Regions from separate parts of the Homo sapiens genome. Here region 1 is linked to region 2. A link is an interaction called in ENCODE POLR2A ChIA-PET data of the cell type or tissue named here. Cell type or tissue: IMR-90. All regions are shown on one strand. Each heading gives the region's core, and the rest is flanking DNA. Links, peaks and the distances in the headings are about the cores only. Region 1 overlaps TNPO2 (transportin 2). Region 2 overlaps ZNF490 (zinc finger protein 490).

Region 1 (7,061 bases), core at 284-2,783, 120 kb before region 2:
CCCCGAGCATCTCTCTCTGTAAGCAGCTTCAGGGGCAGTCCGTTTCTCTGTGCTTCTGAAACCCCCTTCTCACGTTTCAGGCCCCAGTTTTAACTCAAGGCCTGGGGCAGGGGCGTTTAATTGATGATGACAGAGGACACAGGTTTTTGCCAGCAAAAAGGAAAACCAAGGCTTGGTGGAAGGGAAAGGTGGTGTGTCCCCTGTTCCCTATTCCATCTCCCTGGGACTTCCTGCTCATCATAGTACCCAGTGAGCCCAGAGATCCTACTAGACTGGGTCAGCAATTCTAGAGAACCTTCCGGAATAGTCTGGGAACATGGTCAAGGTGGAAGGGGCTCCCCTAGAGAGGGTGGGGGTGTAGTTACTTCCCAGTTGGCCAGAAAACTGGGCCTTGCAGACCCCCTTAGCATTTTTTCCCTTTTTTTCCTTCCCTGCTTTCTACTTCTTTGGGGAGCCCCTTGTGTTTTGGAGTCTGACTGGAGTCTCGCATCCTGGGGCCTGCTCCATCCATCCCTCCTGGGCGCCAGACCCTCCATCCAAGCCCTGTGTCTTTCCATAGTCAGGGTCAGGCCCTGCATCTATTCCAAGGGGCACTCAGTACACATTCCATAAATTAGCTGGGTGTCCCTGCACGCCCACCCCATGAAACTCGAGCAGGTCTCTGGAAGCCATTTGTTAAAAAAAAAAAAAAAAGTTTTAAAAATACCTTTTAATTTTCTGGTAATTCCAGTTCTTTGAAGCATCCTCTGCTGGGTCTTGGGGTGTGTGGATGGATTGGCTGTCTGATGGGATTGGTAACCCCTCGCTACTCAAGATGGGGGGATACAAACACCTTCAGGGAAGGGGAGCCTGGTTCTTCTCGTTTTCCTTTTTTTTTTTTTTTTTAAAAAAAAACTATTTAATTTTTTAATTTATTTTTGGTTGTTTTTTGCACAATGAAGTTTCAGCTTCTCAACCTTCTCCCCTACCCAGGGCTGTGGACCCAGACTGGCCTTGAGCCACAGTCCCTCTTTCCCTCCTCACCCTCTTCCCCCTGCGGGCTCCCGGGTCTGTCCATTTGTTACTGTGCTGTGCTGGGGATTGGCGCCGAGGTGGCGTGAGATTCCACTTGTGTAGAACTTTGTTGAGTAAAGATCAGTTTCTTGTGAACTCCTTAGTCTGTGGCTTCCTGTGTCCTTGGCTTTGGTAGTGAAGAAATGTCGGGGGCACCGGGGATACTTGAGAGTGGGAAGATAGACGAATGTGAAAGATGGAAGATTAAATTTGTAACATATATGAAATGTGCAGCTCATTCTCTGGGACTTCAGCTCACTAAGGGTGAGCCATTAGTGTCACAGCCCAGGTTCAAGATGCCCCTCTGCCGTACTCTAAACTGAGTGGTAAGGGGTGAGGCCTTGCCGCACTCTTATCATCAGCTGACCCTGGGTCAAGGTTTTCATAGAAGGTTCAGCCCAGCCCCAGGCCGAGGGTAATTTAATTAATATTAGTTACAATTACTCAGGCAAATGAGAAGTAGTTTCAGCTGTGGGGGGAAACCACAATCTTCAGAATAAAATCTTTCTTTTTTTTGAGACCGGGTCTTGCTCCGTCACCCAGGCTGGAGTGCAGTGGCGCAATCATGGCTCAGTGCAACCTCAACCTCCCTGGCTCAACCAGTCCTCCCACCTCAGCCACCCAAGTAGCTGGGACTACAGGTGCATGCCACCATGCTGGCTAATTTTTGTATTTTTTGTAGAGGGGGTTTTCGCTATGTTGCTGAGGCTGGTCTTGAACTCCTGGGCTCAAGCAATCCACCTACTTTAGCCTCCCAAAGTGCTGGGATTACAGGTGTGGGCCACCGCCCCCAGCCAAAATAAAATCTTACTGCAACCTTGGTGTGGCCCAAAGACCAACGTGGGAAAATTTAAAAATACTGACACACATCCAATATTCAACAAATAAGTCCTGCATTCTAGTGAGAGGATAGAGTATAAAAAGTGGAACTGTGCTAAGTCCTATAGAGAAAAACAGGAAGGCAGAGAGAATGGTGGGGGAAACGGTTGAAATCTTATGTAGGGTGACCTGCAAAGGCCACACTGAGAAGACGATGTTTGAACAGAGCCATGGAGAGAAGAGTGTCAAGTAGAGCAAACAGCAAGGACTGCGCAGATGACCTACGTGGATTGGTTAGCTGCCTGGCTCAAAAGAGGCTTGCAGTAAATACCTGCAGTTTTTTTGTTTGAGACGGAGTTTTGCTCTTGTTGCCCAAGCTGGAGTGCAATGATGCCATCTCGGCTCACTGCAACCTCCGCCTCCCAGGCTCAAGTGATTCTCCTGCCTCAGCCTCTGAGCAGCTGAGATTACAGGTGCCTGCCACCACACCCGGCCAATTCTTTGTATTTTTAGTAGGAAGGGGTTTCACCTTGTTGGCCAGGCTGGTCTTGAACTCCTGACCTCAAGTGATTAACCCACCTTGCCTCTCGAAGTGGTGGGATTACAGGCCTGAGCCACCGCACCCGGCCAACATGCTGTTTTAGTAAGTGTGATGTTAGGCCGGGCGCAGTGGCTCACGCCTGTCATCCCATCACTTCGGGAGGCTGAGGCGGGCGGATCACGAGGTCAGGAGTTTGAGACCAGCCTGGCCAACATAGTGCGACCCCGTCTCTACTGAAAAATACAAAAATTAGCCAGGAGTGGTGGCGCGTGCCTGTATTCCCAGCTACTCTAGAGGCTGAGGCAGGAGAATCGCTTGAACCCGGGAGGCGGAGGTTGCAGCCAGCCGAGATCGCGCCACTGCACACCAGCCTGGGTGACAGAGTGAGACTCCGTCTCAGAAAAAAGAAAAAGGTAGCTTTCCACCAGGCGCGATGGTTCACGCCTGTAATCCTGGTACTTTGGGAGACCAAGTTGGGGGCGGATGGCTTGAGCTCAGGAGTTCCAGACCAGCCTGGACAACGTAGTGAAACCCTGTCTTTACAAAAGAATACAAAAATTAGCCGGGTGTGGTGGTGCGCGCCTGTAGTCCCAGCTACCTGGGGGGCCGAGGTGGAGGATCACTTGAGTCCAGAAAGCGGAGGTTGCAATGAGCCAAGCACTCCGCTTGGAGGACTGAACTGCTGTCCTCCAAGGTTGGGTTGGGGAATGGGGTCTGGAGAGGTAGTTCTGAGGCCCCAGTTCCTTTCTCAAAAAAAAAAAAAAAAAAAAAAAAAGTCACTTAACTGATGCCTCTGCAGTGTAACTGCATATTTCTGGCTCTGGGAAAAGAGGCAAGAGTTCCAATCTCTACTCCTTGAACTCGGAAAGGGGCCTTTGGGTTTCTAAGCTCAGTGTCACATATAACAGATGCCTTCGTTAAAGCAGTGTTTATTTTATGTCTAATTTAAAGAGACAGGGTCTCACTATGTTGCGCAGGTTGGAGTACAGTGGCACAACCATGGCTCACTGCAGTCTCGAACTCCTGGACTCAAGGGATCCTACCCCTTCACCTTCCTGAGTATCTGGAACTACAGGCGCGCGCCACCCCGCCTGGCTTGAGTTTCGTTTTTAGCTAGAGTTGGCTGGCTCTCGGTATCGGCTAGTTTAAAAAGCGCAGAAACAGGAACCTGCATTTTCCAGCCTAAGGCCGACGCAGTTGCAAGAGACCCTGTAAGCGGGGCGATGTTCTGTATTAAGCCAGTGTCTGACTTCGTCGCTTCCGGTGGGCGCATAAACGTCATCAGACAGCGCCGGAAGTGCCCTCGTGCTGCCTAGGAGACAAGACGCGAGGCCGGCAGCGCCCACCCGGTCGCAATGGAGCTTCCCCTAGGGCGGTGCGATGATTCCCGCACCTGGGACGATGACTCGGACCCAGAGTCAGAGACAGACCCAGACGCGCAGGCCAAGGCCTACGTGGCCCGCGTTCTCAGTCCGCCAAAATCCGGGCTGGCGTTCTCGCGCCCCTCGCAGCTATCCACACCCGCCGCGTCCCCGAGCGCTTCGGAGCCTCGGGCCGCGTCCAGGGTTTCGGCCGTAAGTGAGCCGGGCCTTCTGAGCCTTCCCCCGGAGCTGCTGCTCGAGATCTGCTCCTACCTGGACGCCCGCCTCGTGCTCCACGTCCTGTCGCGGGTGTGCCACGCGCTCCGCGACCTCGTGTCTGACCATGTCACCTGGAGGCTACGCGCGCTACGCCGCGTACGCGCGCCCTACCCAGTGGTGGAAGGTGCGCGGGGCCGGGGGCCGGGGACCGGGGGCCGGGGGCGCCCGCCCAGGTCAGGCTTGGGGCGGGGAAGAGGTACATGGGGTGTTCCGGATGCAGCCTCTGGTGCAGGCTTCGTGGCTGTCCTGGCTCAGGCTGGAGGCTAAGGTAGTTACTGGTGGTGCCGAAGCCCCTGAGGACCTCTGGGTGGACCACGAGGCAGTCAGGCACTTGGGGTCCTGAGGCTGTGAAACCCTAACATGGGGCTGTGGTTCCTGGACGACTCAGGATCCAAATATCCTCAGTCTTGGGGTCTTGTGGTACTAAGCCACTGACCCCTGATTGGGGATTGACACAGGGACTTGAAGTCTTAGGCTCTGGAGTTTATGCTGGGGCTCAAAGTGAGCCCAAGGATCCTCAGGTTCTGAGTCCAGCTTAGAAGCTGAGACAGCACCTGTTGATGTCAAAACTCCTGAGCCCTAGAGCCTTGACCCAGTTAGGGGTGAGACAGTGGCTCTTGGCCCTGAGTTGATTGGTTCCTGAGGGAAGACAGCTTGGGACCTTTGAATCGATATTGTTGATCCTGATACAGCTGGATCCTCAGGCCCTTAAGCCAAGATGTATTACAGCTTGGGTGTTTGATACCCTTAACCTGGAAGCTTTGATTCTGCTTAGAGAGGAATCAGGATCACTCCGGGATCAGTGATTCTCAAGGTGTTGCCATCCAACCCCCAGGTCAGACTCTCCCAAACAGCTTAATAAACATAGATGCTTGGACCCCGTCCATATCACAGAATCTGCATCTGGGGCTTGCATTCTGCATCTTGACAAGGCTCCCTGGTTTCCAGATACTGTTTGAGAAACAGCCCCCTTGGTCTGGTTCAGATGGCTGAGGCAGGAAGGGTTAGTCATGAGGTCCCAGCTTCTATGCTGAGCCTGAGGTCAGACCTCAACATCCTGAGACTGCTCTGCCCTGAGTTTGGGTTGGGGGATGGCGCCTGGAGAGGTAGTTCTGAGACCCCAGTTCCCAATTTCTGGAAATTGGAGTGAGTAGTCCTAGACCTGCCTGGGAAATGGGCAGGCAGGTGGTCCCAAGACCACAGCCTGGGTCGGCTTGGGGTGGGAGTAGGGATCTCCATGGGGTTCTGTCCAAGTCTGGTGTAGTGTGGGCTCCCTGGAAGCCAGGGTTGGGCTTGGCCAGCTGGCATGGGTGCTAGGGTCCCTGCCCACTGGGCACCCTACTCGTGGTAACCCACAGAGAAGAACTTTGACTGGCCGGCAGCCTGCATTGCGCTGGAGCAGCACCTGTCCCGCTGGGCAGAGGATGGGCGCTGGGTCGAATACTTCTGCCTGGCCGAAGGCCACGTGGCTTCCGTTGACTCAGTGCTGCTGCTCCAGGTGAGACGGGGTCTGTGGGGGGCCAGGCAGGGTGGGCCAGGGTGGCCCTGACAACATCACCTTGCTCCCTTTCCAGGGTGGGTCACTCTGTCTGTCGGGCTCCCGAGATCGCAACGTCAACTTGTGGGACCTGCGGCAGCTGGGGACGGAGTCCAACCAGGTTCTGATCAAGACCTTAGGCACTAAGCGAAATAGTACCCATGAGGTGAGGAGTCAGGTGGGGATAGGAGGTATGAGGCCTGAGTAGGGCATCTTGGTTAAGGCCCCAGGTTTTGGTACAGGACCGCATAGATTTGAATCTGACTTTTCTAACCTTGGTGTGACTTTGAGTGAGATGTGTGACTTCTCTGTGCCTCAGTTTCTACTTCTGTCCAGTGGGTGATTAGGATGAGGATGAAGGAGATGCATTATGCATTAATGTGGACATGCATTAAGCTCAGGCTTTTTTTTTTTTTTTTTTTGAGACGGAGTCTCGTTCTGTCACCCAGGCTGGAGTGTGGCATGATCTCAGCTCACTGCAACCTCTGCTTCCCGGGTTCAAGCGGTTCTCCTGCCTCAGCCTCCTGAGTAGCTGGGACTACAGGTGCATGCCACCACACCTGTCTAATTTTTTTTTTTTTTTTTTGAGATGGAGTCTCACTCTGTTGCTAGGCTGGAGTGTAGTGATGCAATCTCGGCTCACTGCAACCTCTGCCTCCCAGGTTTAAGCAATTCTCCTGCCTCAGCCTCCTGAGTAGCTAGGACCACCATGCCCAGCTAATTTTTTTATTTTTGGTAGAGACAGGGTTTCACCATGTTGGTCAGGATGGTCTCGATCTCCAGACCTCGTGGTCTGCCCGCCTCAGCCTCCCAAAGTGCTGGGATTACAGGCATGAGTCACCTGGCCTTTATTTATTTATATTTTTATTGAGACAGAGTCTCCCTCTGTCACCCAGGCTGGAATGCAATGGCATGATCTCGGCCCACTGCAACCTCTGCCTCCGGGATTCAAGTGATTCTCCTGTCTCAGCCTCCCAAGTAACTGGGATTACAGGTGCCTGCCACCATGCCCAGCTAATTTTTTTTTTTTAATGGAATCTCACTCTGTTGCTCAGGCTATAGTGCAGTGGCACAATCTCAGCTCACTGCAACCTTGCCTCCTGAGTAGCTGGAATTATAGGCATGTGCCACCATGCCCAGCTAATTTCTTTTGTGTGTGTGTGTGTGTGTGTGTGTGTGTGTGTGTGTGTGTGTGTGTATATATATATATATATATATATATATATATATTTTTTTTTTTTTTTTTTTTTTTTTTTTTCCTTTAGTAGAGACGAGGTTTCGCCATGTTGGCCAGGCTGGTCTCAAACTCCTGGCCTCAAGTGATCTGCCTGACTCAGCCTTCCAAAATGCTAGGATTACAGGCATGAGCCACGGTGCCCAGCCAAGCTCAGGCTTTGACACACAGTAGGTGCTCAATAGACGTCAGGTACACCTTGAGAGGCCCAGTGTAAAGCAGTTATGAGACTACCCT
Region 2 (10,266 bases), core at 4,538-7,037:
GGGAGGTGGAGGTTGCAGTGAGCTGAGATCGATCCACTGCACTGCAGCCTGGTGACAGAGCGAGACTCCGTCTAAAAAAACAACAGAAACTGTCATTGGCTGGGTAAGGTAGCGAATACCTCTAATCCCAGCCTTTGGTAGGTGAAGGCTGGAGAATTGCTTGAGGCCAGGAGTTCAACACCAGCCTGGTCAACATAGTGAAAACCTGTCTCTACAGGAAAAAAAAAAAAGCAATAGATGTTCAGGGTGTGAGAAGAAATCACTATGAAACAGCATTTAAAAATCCTGGCTGGGCGCAGTGGCTCACGCCTGTAATCCCAGCACTTTGGGAGGCTGAGGCGAGCGGATCACCTGAGGTCAGGAGTTTGAGACCCCGTCTCTACTAAAAAAGATATAAAATTAGCGGGGCGTGGTGGTGCATGTCTGCAATCCCAGCTACTTGGGAGGCTGAGGCAGGAGAATCACTTGAACCCAGGAGGCGGAGGTTGCAGTGAGCTGAGATCACGCCACTGCACTCCAGCCTGGGCAACAGAGAGACTCCGTCTCAAAAATAATAATAATAATTTTTTTTTAACTATTTTGATAATAGCTATGGTCACGGCCTGTTCTAGACTATTGAGTATATTAGCTTTCAAAACAATTTAGACAGGGCAGATAACATACAGTTTCTGTGAAAATATTTAAAATGTAATTCTGGTACTTGCTAATAAATATAAGATCATTAATACAAAACTATTAATAATACGGTACTCATTCTTTACAGAAGTCCTATGGTTGAAGCACTCTGTGAAAATAAAGAAGATTGTCCATGTGGAAAAAGCACTAGCCAGATTCCTGATCTTAATACGAACCTGGAAACTCCTACTGGATTAAAACCATGTGACTGCAGTGTGTGTGGGGAAGTCTTCATGCATCAGGTCTCCCTTAATAGGCACATGAGATCTCACACTGAACAGAAACCAAATGAGTGTCACGAATATGGAGAGAAGCCACATAAATGCAAAGAATGTGGGAAAACCTTCACTCGCAGCTCCAGTATTCGAACCCATGAAAGAATTCACACTGGAGAGAAACCCTATGAATGTAAGGAATGTGGCAAAGCCTTCGCATTTCTCTTTTCCTTTCGAAACCATATAAGAATTCATACTGGAGAGACACCCTATGAATGTAAGGAATGTGGGAAGGCATTCAGATATCTCACTGCTCTTCGGCGCCATGAAAAAAATCACACTGGAGAGAAACCCTACAAATGTAAACAGTGTGGAAAAGCCTTTATATATTACCAGCCTTTTCTAACCCACGAAAGGACTCACACTGGAGAGAAACCTTATGAATGTAAGCAATGTGGGAAAGCCTTCAGTTGTCCCACGTACTTACGGAGTCATGAGAAAACTCATACTGGAGAGAAACCTTTTGTATGTAGGGAATGTGGGAGAGCCTTCTTTTCTCACTCAAGCCTTCGAAAACACGTGAAAACCCACACCGGAGTTCAACCTTATACATGTAAGAAATGTGGGGAAGCCTTCAAGTCATCTAGTTCCTGTGAAGTGCACGAAAGAACTCATTTTGGAGAAAAACCCTATGAATGTAAACAATGTGGTAAAGCCTTCAATTCTTCAAGTTACCTTCAGTTGCACGAAAGAGTTCACACTGGCGAGAAAACTTACGAATGTAAAGAATGTGGTAAAGCCTTTCTTTATTCCACTCACTTTCGAATCCATGAAAGAACCCATACTAGAGAGAAACCCTATGAATGCAAACAGTGTGGTCGGGTCTTCATTTACTTCAGTCACCTTCGAAGGCACGAAAGAAGTCACACTGGAGTGAAACCATGTGAGTGTAAGCAGTGTGGCAAAGCTTTCACTTGTTTAAATTCCCTGAAAGTACACAAAAGAATTCATACTGGAGAAAGACCCTTTCAGTGTAGACAATGTGGTAAAGCCTTCAGTTACTCAAAGTCTTTGCACGTGCACGAAAGGACTCATAGTAGACAGAAGCCCTAAGAAAGTAAAGTGTGGTAATGCTGTCAGTTGTATTAGTTCCTTTTGGATGTATGAGAGTACTTACGCTGGAGAGAAATTCAAGGAATGTAAACGGTGTGATTAAGCCTTCAGTTGTCCTAATTCCCTTTGAAGACGTGACTCATGCGGCAATGAAATATTTAACAAATGGGGGAGGAACTTGCACTCTCCTGCGGGATTGCAGATATGTGAATGGACTCCATGGACAGAAAAGCTACGAATGTATGGAGTGTAGGAAAGCCTTCACTTCACGTAATCTTTTAAAGACACCTGAGAATATATACTGGAGAGAAACTATAAAGAAAATTCTATATCCATCCCATCTTTTGTGGGGTTTGTTTTTTGTTTTTGTTTTTGTTGAGATGTAATTTTGCTCTTGTTGCCCAGGCTGGAGTGCAGTGGTGCGATCGCGGCTCACCGCAACCTCCGCCTCCCGGATTCAAGCAATTCTCCTGCCGCAGCCTCCCAAGAAGCTGGGATTACAGGCATGCGCCACCACGCCTGGCTAATTTTGTAATTTTAGTAGAGATGGGGTTTCTCCATGTTGGTCAGGCTGGTCTCAAACTCCTGACCTCAGGTGATCTGCCTGCCTCGGCCTCCCAAAGTGCTGGGATTACAGGTGTGAGCCACAGCACCCAACCTTTTTTTCCCCGCCGCACCCCAAGATGGTGTCTCACTCTGTTGCCCCAGGCTGGAGTGCAGTGGTGTGATCCTGGCTCACTGTAACCTCTGGGTTCAAGCAATTCTTCTGCCTCAGCCTTCCAAGTAGCTGGGATTACAAGTGCCCACCACCATGCCCAGCTAATTTTTATATTTTTAGTAGAGACAGTGTTTCACCATGTTGACCAGGCTGATCTTAAACTCTTGACCTCAAATGATCCACCCACCTTGGCCTCCCAAATTGTTCGTTTTACTTTTTTTTTTTTTTTTTTTTGAGCTGGAGTCTTACTCTGTTGCCTAGGCTGGAGTGAAAGTGGCGCAACCTCTGCCTCCCAGGTCAAAGCAATCCTGCCTCAGGCCCCCTAGTAGCTGGCATTACAGGCACATGCCACCACGCCCAACTAATTTTTATATTTTTAGTAGAGACGGGGTTTCACCATGTTGGCCAGGCTGGTCTTGAACTCCTGACCTCAGGTAATCCACCTGCCTTGGCCTCCCAAAGTGCTGGGATTACAGGCGTGAGCCACCACACCCGGCCCCCAGTTCTTTTTTTTTTTTTTTGAGACGGAGTCCTTGCCCAGGCTGGAGTGCAGTGGCGCGATCTCAGCTCACTGCAAGCTCCGCCTCCTGGGTTCACGCCATTCTCCTGCCTCAGCCTCCCGAGTAGCTGGGACTACAGGCGCCCGCCACCACGCCCGGCTCATTTTTTGTATTTTTAGTGGAGACGGGGTTTCACCGTGTTAGCCAGGATAGTCTTGATCTCCTGACCTCGTGATCCGCCCTCCTCGGCCTCCCAAAGTGCTGGGATTATAGGCGTGAGCCACCGCGCCCGGCCTCCAGTTCATTTTAAAACCATGAAACCACCCACACTGGAGAGCCACCTTCTTAAATGTAAGCAATATGGGAACATCTTCAATGACATCTGCAACCATTGTCGAGATTCTTCGTAGGAAGAATTAAAGGAATGGGGAAGAAGGACTTGGGCCCCAGCAGGCCTTTTGTGGCATCCAGTCAGAAGTTAGGAAACACCCTCTAGGGCAGTGCCTGCCCTCAGCTCTCACACATGACTGGAGAGAAGTGAGAAGACTCCCAGAATCTGCCTTTTAAGTTTCCATCAGTGTCCTCGGGTCAGACTGTGGGAATGCTGTACTTCTAAGACAAAGGTTCGCATCTTACAGTTTTTCCCCAAGTGGGATCTGCCTATGCACATCCTAATTCACAGACATTGTCAGCATTGCATTATTCCAGGGCTGTTTTGAGGTCATCTCCAGCTCCATTTCCCATCTCAAACCTACACTTTGGACACTTGTTTAAACATTCACATCTGAATTTCTCTGTGGCAACCGCAGGTGGCTCTGAGGTGAGAGACTGAAGAAGCAGAGCCTGTATCATGGGACACACACCCCTTGACCACACAGCATCCACTCTCCTGCGGTTACCAGCCCTGCACCAACCACCACAGTCAGAATAATCTCAAAACTGCTAGTGGAGTCACAGACACACTCTGCCATGTCTTAGCTGTAGGACACTCAGAATTCTTACCTCCCCTAACTTGCTTTCCCTGTTTTCTGGCACATTCTACCCTGAGATATTCAGCGGCATATGCACTGATGATGCTCCGGCCTTCTCACGTCAGTGCATGTCACATGCATCCTGCTCCAGGACTGGTTTCCTAGCCTCCCGCTAAGACTAGCACTTAGCTCTTCTTGGAAAAGGACCCACCCTGCAGCGCTCCAGCTCTGTTGTGTATGGGAGGTGCTGGTGTCAGGGTTCACAAGCCATGGAACTACCTTGCTTCACATCACAAGGCAAGGTGAACTCAACTCCCAATAAACTGCTTGCTGGAGCCTCCGAATTCTCCGTTTTCTGAATTGCATAGGCACGATAGGGGTCGGGTCTGTCCTTTGTTGGAGTCAGTCCCCCCTTTTCTTAGCAAGTCAGTGTGTTTTAGAAGGGAGGTGGCAGCATTGAGGGAAACCAGGTCACCATCCACCCTCGTAACAACAGTCTCCCTGGGTGGGTCCCAGAAGTGATCTTTGTGTCGCTCGGGTCGGAACTCTTTAGGCCTCTGGCCTCCACCCTCCCCCAACAGCAGGGATGGGTCAGGTGGCAGCATCCAAAACCACGGTGAAGATACTAGGGTCCAGAGGCCGACTGGAGCAAGGTTTGCTGGCAGATGAGGCCTCAGTGGAAGTGACGGCTACTGTGGAGATGCAGTGGAGGACCTGGTGGCTGAGCCAGGAGATGCACACCTTCGCTTCTCTCACCAGGAACATTCGCTTCTCTCACCAGGAACATTTATGGTAGTATGAGGGGTTGGAACATTATTACTCAACCCATTTCAGGTCCTTTCACATTCTTGAGCTGCCATGTTGTGCTTTTGTAGAGAGATGATTATTGTACTGTGGGAGGTCAGGAAGTTCGAGATTCCTTCACTGTCAGAATGGGCTCAAGGAGCCATCTTTTGTGATAGGTATTGGGGAACTAAGGGGTATCTCTGCTACAGGAATGGGAGTGAGAACATTCACTTTTTGAAGGACAAGTATATGTGGGTCTATGATGATGTTTTTGTAAAACCCTTTTGTGTATGTGTCTGTGTGAGTCCTAATATTCAGTAAGTATTTTCCTCTGTGTAACTCCCTCTAATAGGTGTAGTCAACAAAGCTGTGCTAATATCTCTGTCCCCTTGATCCTGGCATTCTGGAAGACACGAAAGCAAGCAAGGATATATAAGGCACTGTGGTGGTTATTCCCGAGGAGCCAGAGAAACCTGGAGAAGAGATCAGAACACCTGGGGTCCTTCTATTTGGGAGAATCTTTTAGTATCTGGGCTGTTACACCTGTGGGTTTGTGAATTTGTGTCTGTCCACCTGTATGTACAGTGATAACGTGTGTGATTTTTGTATATTTGTCTAGAGGGCTGTGTGTATATATATTTATATATATTTTTAAATATGGAATGCTTTTAGGTTTTTTTTTTTTTTTTTTTTTTTGAGATGGATTCTCACTGTTGCCAGGCTGGAGTGCAGTGGCACAATCTTGGCTCACTGCAACCTCCACTTCTCAGGTTCAAGCAATTCTCCTGCCTCAGCCTCCTGAGTAGCTGGGACTATAGGCGCGTGCCACCACAACCAGCTAAATTTTTTTGTATTTTTAGTAGAGATGGGGTTTCACCATGTTGACCAGGATGGTCTCAATCTCCTGACCTTGTGATCCACCCACCTCGGTCTCCCCAAAGTGCTGGGATTACAGGCGTGAGCCACTCTGCCTGGCTGGTTATTTTGTTTGTTTGTTGTTTTTTTGAGACACAGTCTCGCTCTGTCACCAAGCTGGACTGCAGTGGCATGATCTCGGCTCACTGCAATCTCTGCCTCCCAGGTTCAAGCAATTCTCCTGTTTCAGCCTCCTGAGTAGCTGGGATTACAGGCGCGTGCCACCATACCGAGCTAGTTTTTTTATTTTTAGTAGAGACGGGGTTTCACCATGTTGGCCAGGATGGTCTCGCCCTCCTGACCTTGTGATCTGCCTGCCTCGGCCTCTCAAAGTGCTGGGATTAGAGGCTTGAGCCACCAGGCCCGGCTGGAATGCTTGCATTTTCTTGCCTGATTTCCCTGGGAGCACCCCCCTTAACACTGAATGGAGCTGGTGAGAGCAAATATCCTTGTTTCTGATATTAGATATTAAAAATATGGTTTTTCACCATCAAAGATTTTATTGAGTTTTTCATATATGCCTTGTAGCAATTTGAGTAAATTATATTCCTTGTTTGTTGCAGATTTTTAATCATAAATGGGTGTTGAATTATGTCATGCTTTTTTGCATCAATTGAGACTGTCATTTTTCCGTCATTTCCTAATGTGGTGTATTCCACTGATCAATTTCCATATGGTGAACCATCCTTACATTCCAGGGACAAATCTCACTTGGTTATATTGCATAATGCTTTGAATATATTGCTTTATATGCTTTGCTGGCATTTATTTCAAGATTTTTGCATCAGTACTCATAAGGGACAGGAATGCCATCTTCCTTGCTCTCACGCCATGTCACACTTGCTTGAGAGCCCTGCATTGTTCTCTCTGATACCTCATTTTTGTAATAAGCCTTTTCATACTCTCGGTGTGTGTGTGCACCACATAGCTCTCGGTGTCAACCTCTGAAGCACACCTTTTCAGGCAACCGTAACAGTTGGCACTGTCAGCAGGATGTCTAGATGTTGGTCACCATGCAATGGGTCAGCTTTCCCTTTCTCTCAGGTGCTAACCTGCTCTGCTACCTGGTGGCCAGCATGCTCTTTGAGCTGCTGCTGCTTGCTGCTCTGTGTTCCATTGCTGAGGCCGAACAAACTTGTGTTCCAGATTTAGCCAACCGAAGATGGCAGTTTCTATAAGTCTTTGGCATTTAGGAGCAGGAGTATCGGATTTGGGCCCTCCTTAAAATGGTCTGGGCTAGGAGTTTTCACTTTGCCTTTCTATGTAGAATGAAGCTGGGACTGATGCTAGGTGTTGGCCTTGTCCTGTAGGTCTGGTGGTGGGGGCTGGTGGTGAGATTTTATCTTGTGCATGTTGGGGCCCCATTAGTGGTCATTCCTGAAAGAGCAGTCATTTGAAAATGAGAAAGAGCCTGGCGCAGTGGTGGTGGCTCACGCTTGTAATCCCACCACTTTGGGAGGCCAAGGCAGACAGATCACCTGAGGTCAGAAGTTTGAGACCAGCCTGGCCATTATGGTGAAACCCCATCTCTACTAAAAATACAAAAATTAGCTGGGCATAGTGGTGGACGCCTGTAATGCCAGCTACTCGGGAGGCTGAGGCAGTAGAATCTCTTGAACCTGGGAGGCAGAGGTTGCAGTGAGCCGAGATCGCACCACTGCACTCCAGCCTGGGCGACAGAGTAAGACTCCGTCTCAAAAAAAAAAAAAAAAAAGTGAGAAAGAAGGCTAGGCGTGGTGGTTTACACCTGTAATCACAGCTACTCAGGAGACTGAGGCAGGAGTATCACTTGAACCTGGGAGGTGGAGGTTGCGGTGAGCTAAGATTGCCCTACTGCACATAAACCTGGGCAGCAGAGCGAGACTCCATCTCAAAAAAAAGAAAAAAGAAAAAATGCGAAAGAAGAGAAGGTGGGGAAGCTACCATTAGATGGTGTCCTGAAGTTCACACTCAGCTGGACCTTTAAGTACCTCTGCTGCTGCCGCTGCCCATGCCTCTATCTCAACAGAGACCCTGATCCTCTGGGTTATAAGGGACAACCCCTGTGGCATTCCTGTAGCTCAACAAACGTATTCAAACCTGAATAAATCCCAGTATCCTTAAATTATGTAAAGCATCTGTTGTCATCCAGGAAATTCCTGCTAGGGTTTCAATGTCTTCTCCATAGTTATTGAAATATGGTCCAGTGTAGTGGTTTTAGGCCTAGTGGGAGGTGTTTAAGTCATAGGGTAGATGCCTCATGAAAGACTTCATGCTCTTCTCATTAGTAAAATCTTGTTCAGGCTGCATCTGGAGAGGGTTTCACCTGCCTACATTTGCGGCAGAAAGCAGAAGGGGAACCAGCGTGTGCAGAGATCACGTGGTGAGACAGGAAGTAAGAGGACATCAAGGAAGACAGACCCTTTAATAACCTACTCTCGTGGGAACCATTCCTGTGAAAGCAATAACAGAAGGGCGTTAATCTATTGTGATGGAGTTGCCTTTTTGACCCAAACACCTGCCACCTGGCCGCACCTCTCAAAACAGCTGCTTTGGAGATCAGATGTCAACGTGAGGCCAGGCATAGTAGCTCACACCTGTAATGCCAGTGCTTTAGGACACAAGGTGGGAGCATTACTTGATCCCAGGAAGTTGAGACCAGCCTGGTCAGCATAGCTAGGCCCCATTTAATTAATTTATTTATTTATTTATAGATGGAGTCTCCCTGTTGCCCAGGCTGGAGGCGCGATCTCGGCTCACTGCAATCTCCGCCTCCCGGGTTAAAATTTTTAATTTTAACATCTCTGTAATGCACTAACTGACAATCCTTCATGGGATTAATCAATCCCAGGAATCAGTTATATCTAGGAGTCCCACTAAATGTAAGAAGGTACACTCTATAATTTATTTATTTATTTATTTTGAGACAGAGTCTTGCTCTATGGCCCAGGCAGGAGTGCTGAGACAGACTCTCACTCTGTCGCCCAGGCTGGAGTGCAGTGGCGCGATCTCAGCTCACTGCAACCTCCACCTCCGGAGTTCAAGCTATTCTCCTGCCTCAGCCTCCCGAGTAACTGGGACTACAGGCACGTGCCACCACACCTGGCTAATTTTTTGTATTTTTAGTAGAGATGGGGTTCCACCATGTTGGTCAGGCTGGTCTCGATCTCCTGACCTTGTGATCCACCAGCCTCGGCCTCCCAAAGTGCTGGGATTACAGGAGTGAGCCACCTCACCTGGCCTGACTTGAGCTCCCAATAGCTTGCAGGTAAGAGTTTTTGGGTTTTTTGTTTTGTTTTGTTTTGTTTTTCTGAGACGGAATCTTGCTCTGTCACCCAGGCTGGAGTGCAATGGTGCAATCTCGGCTCACTGCAACCTCTGCCTCCTGGGTTTAAGCAATTCTCCTGCCTCAGTCTCCCCCGTCCCCGCCCCCGAGTAGCTGGGATTACAGGCACCTGCCACCACGCCCAGCTAATTTTTTGTATTTTTAGTAGAGATGGGGTTTCACCATGTTGGCCAGGCTGGTCTTGGACTCCTGACCTCGGGTGATCTGCCCACATTGGCCTCCCAAAGTGCTGGGATTATAGGGGTAAGCCACCGCACCTGGCCGCAGGTAAGAGTTTTTAAAGGCAGGAGTATTGTAAAGACAGCAGGGGAAACACACACACAGACACACACGGAAAAGGCAGGGGTAAATTTCAGGAAAGCAGAGGCTACAGGCAAGAATCATAAATCAGTACATGGAGGTTACACAGTGGTATAAGCTTAAAAGAATGGAATATCTTGAAGTGGGGCTCATAAGTCACAGGTAGATTCAAAGATCACATTTGCAATTGGTTAAGGAAGAAAGAAGTAAGCTGGGCGCGGTGGCTCACGCCTGTAATCCCAGCACTTTGGGAGGCCGAGGCCGGCGGATCACCTGAGGTCAGGAGTTCGAGACCAACCTGATCAACATGACGAAAACTGGTCTCTACTAAAAATACAAAAATTAGCCGGGCGTGGTGGTGGGTGCCTGTAATCCCAGCTTCTCGGGAGGCTGAAACATGAGAATAGCTTGAACCCGGGAGGCGGAGGTTGCAGTGAGCCAAGATTGCGCCATTGCACTCTAGCCTGGGCAACAGAGCGAGACTCCATCTCAAAAACAAACAAAAAAAAAAGGAAGAGAGAAGTTTTGTTTAAAAATTTAAGCTAGGCTGGGCAAATGGCTCACACCTGTAATCCCAGCTACTTGGGAGACTGAGGCAGGCGAATCGCTTGAACTCGGGAGGTAGAGGTTGCAGTGAGTTGAGATCACGCCATTGCACTCCAGCCTGGGCAACAAGAGTGAATCTCCGTTTCAAAAAAAAAAAAAAAACTTTAAGTTAGGTGCGGTGGCTCATGCCTGTAATGCCAGC

The links. Peaks named below come from ENCODE experiments on the same cell type or tissue, not always from the same donor. Only the 100,000 strongest peaks of a DNase experiment are listed, where the experiment ranks them.
Region 1: POLR2A ChIA-PET joins it to region 2 with 17 read pairs; 12 of 35 experiments call an interaction of 5 or more read pairs at or near these places.

Annotation. Positions count from the first base shown.
Region 1 is chr19:12,693,289-12,700,349 of GRCh38, reverse strand. TNPO2 (transportin 2) reads left to right here. Exons shown (of 26, transcript NM_001382241.1): 26 at 1-1,149. It overlaps FBXW9 (F-box and WD repeat domain containing 9), which reads left to right and starts at 3,719. Exons shown (of 10, transcript NM_032301.3): 1 at 3,719-4,177; 2 at 5,412-5,551; 3 at 5,628-5,756. The coding sequence starts at 3,769. RefSeq lists enhancers at 3,390-3,449, 3,760-3,809. In IMR-90, for the core only: no CTCF peak of the experiment used is centred there; no DNase peak of the experiment used is centred there.
Region 2 is chr19:12,572,222-12,582,487 of GRCh38, reverse strand. ZNF490 (zinc finger protein 490) reads left to right here. Exons shown (of 5, transcript NM_020714.3): 5 at 764-6,388. The coding sequence ends at 2,003. Among named protein-coding and RNA genes, the nearest start is that of LINC02926, 26 kb to the right of the region's middle. RefSeq lists an enhancer at 1,365-2,564. In IMR-90, for the core only: no CTCF peak of the experiment used is centred there; no DNase peak of the experiment used is centred there.